2 separate regions of the Mus musculus genome follow, and region 1 is linked to region 2. A link is a contact called in ENCODE Hi-C or POLR2A ChIA-PET data. All regions are on one chromosome and are shown on one strand. The core of a region is the stretch at or near the end of the contact, and the rest is flanking DNA. Distances in the headings are between cores, read along the strand shown.

Region 1 (4,508 bases), core at 565-3,064, 350 kb after region 2:
TAGCCTTGGGCAAACCACTTAACTGTAAAACTCAAACTAGGTTCACTTGAATTTAAGAAATAAATTAATGATAATAACTTGAAGCGTTTCAGAGAAAAAATCTATCTACCCCAATGCCTGGAATATAAATAATAATGGAAATTCATTATATTTTATTTTTCTTCTTTCTGAATGAATTCCTATTGATTCAAGAGCTGTGTTCTGATAAGCATCTCTGGTCTGTGCAAGCTTGGGGTGAGTCTCTTTCCATACCTGGTTGTGTTGGCATGTTAAATGCAGTGACTGAAGTCTGATGTCAAGATGTGGCTCTCATTCTGCACAATATATGGGATGAAATTTCAGTTTTAGTAATGGCAGTACAATCGTCGCATAAAGGTTAAATAAGTCACTGTAAGCCAAACTGATTTCGAAATGGCCCGTAGTACAGTTAAGTCACTCACTACAGTGAGTGTAAGTAAAAGGACACATGAAATACACACCGGGGGATGAAATTGTACTGATAATCCTACCACATGTTTATCACTTAAGATCTATGATCATATTGAATCTACAAACCTTAGAAAAGGAGCCCACATGCAGAAGGGTCTAGGTTACAACTTTAGAACTGTGGTTGGCAGCCAATCTAATTAAAGAAATCCAGGGTAAAGACAAACTCTCTGCGTTAATCACTACCGTTTCTGAAGCCCTGTGTTTGATGTCATTCTCTAAGCAAAACATTCAGAGTCAATAATTACAAGGATATTTCCATATTGGTGTAGGAGGAAAAGTTTGTAATTGTTTCAGTACCCTGAGAGTTACTTCGACATGTCTTGCGAACTTATTTTGTCCTCTCTCTAGAAACTCATACTAGACTTCAACGTAACGGAAAATTCAAAGTCGCCCTTTTGTGAGGGTCAGAAATCCTTTGTATTAACTGTTTGACCCTTTGCTCTTTAAGGTCCTAATGGAGTCTTTTGTGATTCAGTGAAGGGTGTGCTTCTCTATATTGATGTTGTTTACATCGATGGATAAGCCTGAGTAGGGGAAAAAAAAAATTGCGAACGTGAAAGATTCCATTTCCAGACAACATGGAAAGACTGGTAAGTCAAAGAAATCTGAGTTAGGCAGAAAATTCTGCAAGATATCCTGTGAAAGACAGAGGTATGGAAGAAGGAAGGAAGCGAAATACATTTAAGGAAAGACGCGGATTTGTGTCAGAGAAAGGATTCTCTTTGAATGGGACAAGGGATTGCTTGGGGGGATTTCCTGTCCAACCCTTTATTGCCAGGGTCTTTGTGTAGGGCCTGATGCCGCGGGCTCCCCATTGGGCAGTTCCCTAGGGAGAGCAGTCACGAAAAGCTTTTGCGTCTCCCTGGGGCTTGGGATCTCACTTTCTCAGTATCTCTTTCAGGTTGGCAGGAGCATTGAGCCTGACACCTCTTCTGATGGGACGAGCAAGCTCCGTGGTCGCATTAAACACATTATACGCAAGTTCTTGGCTGATGTTATAGAGTCCCGTCCGCTCCTAAGGACTGACCATACTTAATTGCTCTGTGCTTGCTGGCCGCAGCAGAGCCTGGGGACTCCTTTCCCCTAATTCAGAAGTAGCAGCCCAGGGCGGGGAAGAGGGGGTGGGGTGGGGATGGGTGGGAAGGCAGTTGTTTGAGACTGCACAGCGAGGTGGTACCGAGTCGTTGAATGAGGAGCACGGATTCCCCCCACCCCCAGCCGATTGGTACTTCTCATCAGGAAGAAACGCTGAGAGGTGGGAGTGCCTGGCCAGGGAGGCAGGCGGTCCCTACCGCAGGCTGAGGGAGCTCCTTTCCGCCCCTCCGCCTGTTTCCAAGCTTGGGCTCTTTGGAGTGACTGAGCTACGGAGCTCTTCAGGAGCCTGTGAATGAACCCTCCTCCTCCTCTCCCTCCTCCTTCTCGCTGAGTCTCCTCCTCGGCTCTGACGGTACAGTGATATAATGACGGTGGGTGTCACAACCCGCATTTGAACTTGCAGGCGAGCTGCCCCGAGCCTTTCTGGGCGAAGAACTCAAGGAGCGCGGGCGCAGCAGCTGTGAGCATTAGGTGCTGTGGCCAAGCGCTGGGACAAGGATCTGCCGCTACCAGCGCATCCTCTCTCCTCTCCAGCTCTGTCCCGCACTCGCTGCACCCTTCCCCAGGCCACCGCGCTTCCTATGTGATCTTCCGGGGCAACGCGGAGCCCTTTCTCACAGCTCAGCAGTGAATTTCCACCCCGAAAACTGCAGTAAGCCGCCTTTCAAGGTAATCACTTTTCTTTTGTTCCCCCATTTAAAAGAAAGAGGGAAAACTTGTTGGGAAAAGAAAACCGTCCAGCTTAGTAGGGGGAAAGACTCACATTGTAATTGGAAGAGGGCTTTAATTAAAGCCAAGAGGACTAGCTGTAAGGCGAAGTTAGAAAAATGTGCGCACTTTCAAACATGAAGGTAACTTGTTAAAGAGATGAATTCAGATAGACCTTGGTGCTGAAAAAGAGCTAGACAAAAGAAGTCCGGGGTGGGGTAGAGGAAAAGGACAAACCGAATAGGGGGAAGGGATTTTGTAGCGAAATCCTAGAAAAGTCCTGCTATCTTGAGTTGGAGGAATGGAATGGACTCCTCACACCTTGATTTTGTTCTCTTTAAAGTGGTCGAGGCAAAAGTTTGAATGGAGAGTCCCCAAACTTGCCCAAATGCAAGCCCCTGAAACCACCTTAGGGCAGACCACCTGGTTTCCTGGCTCCGTGTGTGTGGTCAGTATCTTTGGTTCCTGGAAAGTCACCTCTGGGCAGCTCCTGACAAGGCAGCAGGATACTTTAGCGGCCCAGGACCTGCACGGACATGACCCTTTCCCCCAACCCCTCAGGCAATGTGGGAGGCTATCTGGCAGGGGTTGGGTAGGGTCCTGGGGCTGCTTTTCTTTGATGACTTGAGGGCTGTCAAAGCTCTCTCACGTTGCCCCTGTGTTCTTTTGTCCTGCGCGTGGTGCTCCCGAGCCAGCCGGGAAGGCGCATTGGATGGGGGTGGGGTTGTTGGAACACCGTAGAGGTCTGGGAGGCTCCTGGGCGGGAAAGCTTTCCCTGAACTGGAGGGGTGTGCAGTATCTCCCCCCTCGCTCTGGAAAACGAAATGAAGGCTTGTCCCCCAATCTTTACTAGCAAACCAGGACCCATAGATTCTCCAGACAAAGGTGGCGTGGAGACTCGAGTTGGGGACCAATTGGTGCAGTCTTCTCGCCTGGATTACAGCAGTCCTCTGTTCCCTTCTGTATCTTCATCCGCTCCCATTTCTCCACTTGAGTTGAGCAACTTTACGGGCTGGTGGAGTGGTTGTGGAGAGTGCGTGCCGGGTTTCCCCGGGGACGCCCTGGCTGAGAAAGTCCTACTGCCCTGAGTAGGCGTGGGCATTGCAGAGACTTCTCTAGTGCCTGCAGACCCGGGACATCCCGGTTGTCTCGGTTTGTTCTCGGTGTCAATGGGCGTGGACTGCTCAGAGGGGTTAGACAGAAGAAATAGTGGTAAGAAAATAATGTCATAGCCTAAACTATTTGCTCTCGGATCCAACTACGTTCGCCTCCGCATGTCCTACGTGTTCTCGGGATCCCGAGGAAAGGGAAAGAAATCTCCCCCGAGGCTGCAGGGCAATACTGCCTCAAGTACACCCACAGTGGAGACTCGCTATCTGTGTTCCCTCATCTTTGTGTCTCTTTCTCAGTCTCCATCTTCTCTGTCTTCTCTTTCCCCTTTCTACCTCCTCTGCGCTTTTGCGTCCCCTCCCCCACGGCTCACAAATGAATGGCTAGTGTGAAGTCCCTTCCGTCTCTGTCCAAGGAGGCAGGCCCAGAGGGAGGAGCAAGGGCGGGGGGTGGGGGGGGGCGGAGGCGGTGCGCTCCTTAAGATCTGCTTGCAGTTGGGTGTTTCGGACTAGCAGAACCCAGATGTCTAGGAATAGGGAGTTTTGTAGTAGGCGTGGGCTCCCCCTGATGGAAGAATTCAGCACAAGCGGAAAATAGGGCCAGAAAACCACTTTCATATCCTTTGGTTCAAAGAGAAGACCCAGTTCTCCTTTAATAGTCAGTTTTCCACTTCAGAATCTGGAAAGTGAGTCTTTGGGGTTTGGAGGAGACAAAAAGAAGGGAATTTGGTCTTCCCCAAAACACGGGCTCCTTTTCTTTCATCCGCGTGGCTTCCCGCGGCGCTCTGGGAGGCGCCTGCAGCTGGGCGGACTCACAACGCTGGTGACAGAGTCAGGTTTGTAGTTTCCTGACGTGCAATTTACTCATCATTAAGAAAAGTAATAAAGGCACTTGCTTTGGCAAATTTCGCTAAGGTCCTTGGTCACAATGCTAGGACTCTGTTCCAGGCTATTGTAAAAGAACCCCCCCTCCCCCCACTCCTCATCCCAAACTTAACTTTCTCAACATCAGGACAGGCGTTGCACATGGAAACTGGGAAGAAGGCGGGCGCCTAGAGGCAGAGGAAAAGAGTTTTTCCACTGGGAAAGAGTGGGACAATGGAGGGT
Region 2 (4,492 bases), core at 349-2,848:
ATCTGGAGCAGAAAACTGCATATCTTCATGAACACACCAGTCACTTTTCTTGTTACCACTCCATAGAGTCATTAGATAAATCTGAGGCCTGGCTTTACTTACTAGGTACCCGATCCTAGACAACTCAGGCTCCCTACTTTTCTCTTCCTTTACCTGGAAATATCTCAGAAGTCAGGAATTTAAAGCAAGACAATGCTTAGAAACTACATCTTCTACACATCAAGTACTAGTAAACAAAAGCTTGTTTTTGGAAAAAGTTAAAATACTGTACATCTTAAATTATCTTGATTTTATCTAAGTAGGAGAGGATGTAAAATGTACCTTTGACTAAGAGCAAAGTCATTCTACTTGTTTCTCGGTAAATAGGCAAGAAAGCAACTTTTCAAGTTCTGTAACTGTTTATTAACATCCTTTTGACCAAGAATATACTATCTGCAGTACGAAGTAAAAAAAAAAAAAAAGGCTTTAATGGACTCAAATTCAGTATCTTCTAATCGTAGAATTTGAGGTCTAGTGGGGGTGGGAGAGTCCTGGCTGATTTTGAGATGATAACACAACAAGCTTTCTCTAGAAATATAGTTATAAATGGCTTCTAAACCCACTGAAGTGATAGTGAAGGGAGATTCCTGCATTTACCAGACTACTGAAAAGATGCATTCATAGATCTTTAAAAGTTAATTACTAATGTTTACTTTACTCAGGGGCTTTCTGTTCCTTGTCCTGACCTTTGTTGTTGTTGCTATTTGTGATTTATAGTGTAAGGTTTTCTGAGGTTTAAACTATTAAACAATCAATAATAACACGCATAGGAACTCCCAAAGTGAGTGGTGGTCTGCGAGTAAGGCTCAAGTTCCTTCGAGACAGTAACTAAAATCATTAAAAACATTCGTTTGCAAAGAAGTGTCTTTAGAATTGAAAAAACGATGAGGGAGGGGCCCTATCTCGCCATTGATTCCACAGGTAAAACGGAAGCAGTAGTATCTAGTGTTAAGAAAACCGGCAATCCATTAATTACTGCAGAAAGATGCAGGTTGGGTGACACAGGGAACACATAAAAGAAAGGGGAAAGGGGGAGACTGAGACTCCAGCGTTTGAAAGTGTATATCCGTCCAGATATTTGTAGCAGATGGCAATCGGCTTAGTGGAATGCCACCGTAATTCCACACTAAACAACGCAGCAAGTCGGCCTCTTGGCGAGGGGCCGAGTCCACCACCCGGGTTCTTCCTAGGACTGTTGGCCTGATGCTCCGGGATGTGCATCGCGGCCGCATGACTCCCAGCCTGTGCACCCTCGGATCCCCGGAGAATCACGCTAGCGCCAGGGCTCCCGCGCCCCACAGCGCCCGCACCATCCCCGCCGCCCCGCACGAGCCGCGGCCCCGCCGAGAAACTCAACCGCGGCCAGGAAGCCCAGGTTCTTACCATAGTGAGGCCGGTGCTGGTCCAGCCACATCACCCTTCCGGGCCGGGGCGGAAGAGGATGCAGGCCCGCTGTGCTTCCCGCTCGCTCCAGCGGTCCGGTTGGACCTATCGCGGCGCCTCCGCCCATGCCGCACCATTCAGACTCCGTGATAGGCTTCTGTTACCGGAAGAGGTGGGACTTGGCCGACGACTCGCAAACCACGGTATTAGCGGATTCTCTCATTGGGCGCATCGGTTTATCTCTGGCGTCCACAATTTTTAGAAGACCGGAAGTGGAGTACTGAGAGGTAGGGCCCGGAAGTGGCTGTGGTGTCTTTCCAGAAGCAATGCATTTTTTCCCCCCTTTCTATGTCAACCTCCTGTAGTCCCTGATTTTAGCTTTAAAGCTGCGCAGTGCGTGCTTTTTACCCTGTCTGTGACCCCCTGAGCCTTTTGTAGATGTAAGGTTTTCCCAATGTGAGCACCTGTTGGGCTCCTTCCTAAGTGTCTCTTTCTGTGTCACGTGGAATTTTCAGTCGTGAGGGACTCCTTGGAACTGTGCTGAGCTGCTCTGTGGTGGAGACTTGGATTTAAAAGGCTGCGTCCAGTGTGATGACCCACCAGCCCCTCCCGCCAGCCAATGCTGGCCTTGGCTGGCCCCCTCCTTGTTTGCACACTCTACATCCGGGGCTTAGACGTTCTAGGCCGTGGGGAGAGGGAAAGAACTCTGTGGTAGCTACTGGAAAGGAACGGCCCATTCCCGAGGGGATTATTTGGCTAGTATAAAACCAGTGGGTGAGAAACGATTTCACCTCTAGTTCTCTTTATGAGTTTTGTAGATACGGGGAAGATGTAATCTGATGTGTTCAATTTTATATACATTCTTGGAATGATTCTGAAGTCGGGCACTTTCCCCACTCTTCCAAGTGTATCAAAATTATGGAAATCCTGTGTGTTTAAATAATTGTTTTTTTCCTTTAGTCAGTATGGCTCTAGTATTTATTCAGAATGTTACCCATTCTTTAACTTAATGACCTAGAAGAAGTATAGAAAGCTTTAGTGAAGGAAACTGATGTGATATGTTAATTTCTAACCATTATTTAGCTGAATCATGAGAATCTAGTACTTATGGCAACACAGTACTTTTACCTAGTGCTATGCTATATGTGATTGTGTTTATTACTGCATTGTCATCCAAGATTTTATTTGAAATTATTACTACATTTTTAAAATCAGTTATACCCAACTGCTAAACCTGTTGATCAAATACTCAAGTTCAGAATCTGCATCTTAGTGGTATCAGGAGACTGCAGGACAAGGGATTTCTTTGAGTATTTGAATGGGGGACTGGGGATTAGGCCAATAGGAGAAGTGATTGTCATTGAATAGTCTCAAAATTGCTTTGTGTTATACTTACTATTTAAGTTGACTAACCATGAATGTTTCAAATGTAGACGTAGAAAATATGTTCTGAGCTCAGTAAGTTTGGGTTTTACAGTAGTGAAAGTGTTGGTAGATGTTATAACTGACTCTATTCATATAAAGATTGCTAGGTCCTACTGTTTGACACTTCAGGTTGATGTTTCTGTATGAGGTTCTGGTCCAGGCTCTAGTAAAGAGGCTAAGGTTGTTTAAGATGGTAATTGGTTTGTTGTATTTATGGGCAATTTAGGCCATAGTTTCTTATATATCTCAACTTTAGAATAGAGGCAATTAACACTTTTCAGTTCTTTGTTTTTGTTTTGTTTTGTTTTTCGAGACAGGGTTTCTCTGTATAGCCCTGACTGTCCTAGAACTCATTCTGTAGACCAGGCTGACCTCGAACTCAGAAATCCATCTGCCTGTACCTCCCAAGTGCTGGGATTAAAGGCGTGCACCACCACTGCTGGCAACACTTTTCAATTCTTAAGTTATCCATAGAAGTACATAGTGTCAGGAGGTAGAGTTGAACGTGTGTGTGTGTGTGTATACATATACATATATAAAAAATTTATTATATCCATGTAAAATAGCAAAATTAATATACCAGTGTGACCTGTGGGGAAGCTGCATGGCGATTCGGCACACAAAATCCTTGATTGTGTTTTTTGTTGCAAGTGAATGGTAATCACCATGTTAAATTCCTTTTCTTTATTTCCACTTCTAGTAGCTCTGCTGTGATTTTCATTTCTAATCATCATGGGTTAATTTACTGTTAAGAAAAGATCTTGACTGTGTTATTCAATTATGCAGACATTATTGTCTTCTCTGAATGTGGAAGAATATTTTCAATTTTCATTTCATAAAATCCAGAGTTGTATATAAAATGAGAAATTTATAGTTTTTGTAAGAGTGCATTGAGCTTAGGCCATAGTTACATATAAATTAGGCCATAATACATATAAATAATTAAAACCTGTTTGATACATTGTAAGCATTATAGTGAACATTGAATTTTCATCCTTGAGTGGAGGGCTAATGATGGAAAATTGTTTGATTGTTAGATGCTATTTATACAATAAAAAGTTTAAAATTCATTTAGTTTCTTATGCAGCCAGGCCACTTTCTCTACATTTCCCATTTGTTTTTGATTTCTGATACTGATATTATTTGAGGTTTCTTTTTTTTCCTCCAATTTTTTATTAGGTATTTACTTCATTTACATTTCAAATGCTATCCTGAAAGTCCCATATACCCTCACCCCTCACCCCGCTTTCCTATCCACCAACTCCCACTTCTTGGCCCTGGTGTTTCCCCTGTACAATAGTGTCTGCATTTGGTGGCTGATAATGGGATGGACGGCTGGGTGGGGCAGTGTCTGGATGGTCCATCCTTTCCTCTCAGCTCCAGTTGGAACATGCCCAGGAGAGGTATTGCGGGATCCTCCGGTAGTACAATGTCCAATTTTCTGAGGAACTGCCAGACTGATTTCCAGAGTGGTTATACAAGCTTGCAATCCCACCAGCAATGGAGAATTGTTCCTCTTTCTCCACAACCTCACCAGCATCTGCTGTCACCTGAATTTTTGATCTTAGCCATTCTGACTGGTGTGAGGTGGAATCTCAGGGTTGTTTTGATTTGCATTTCCCTGATAATTAAGGATGTTGAACAT

What was found. Hi-C counts contacts between places; a loop is a spot of excess contacts on that map. ChIA-PET counts read pairs that join two places held with the same protein, here RNA polymerase II (POLR2A).
Region 1: a loop to region 2 is called in a map of left cerebral cortex, with 7 times the contacts of the local background. The contact joins the promoter of Vcan here to the promoter of Xrcc4 in region 2. A Hi-C loop is called at or near these places in 14 of 37 maps with a recorded cell type or tissue (Patski, gastrocnemius, heart and 2 more). POLR2A ChIA-PET finds 5 or more read pairs at or near these places in 1 of 5 experiments (Patski).

The regions. Positions count from the first base shown.
Region 1 is chr13:89,739,818-89,744,325 of GRCm38, reverse strand. Vcan (versican) reads left to right here and starts at 1,814. Exons shown (of 15, transcript NM_001081249.1): 1 at 1,814-2,253. The region is part of intron 1 of Gm4117 (a long non-coding RNA gene); the gene reads right to left.
Region 2 is chr13:90,086,714-90,091,205 of GRCm38, reverse strand. Xrcc4 (X-ray repair complementing defective repair in Chinese hamster cells 4) reads left to right here and starts at 1,598. Exons shown (of 8, transcript NM_028012.4): 1 at 1,598-1,709. Tmem167 (transmembrane protein 167) reads right to left here and starts at 1,539. Exons shown (of 4, transcript NM_025335.3): 1 at 1,423-1,539. The coding sequence starts at 1,425.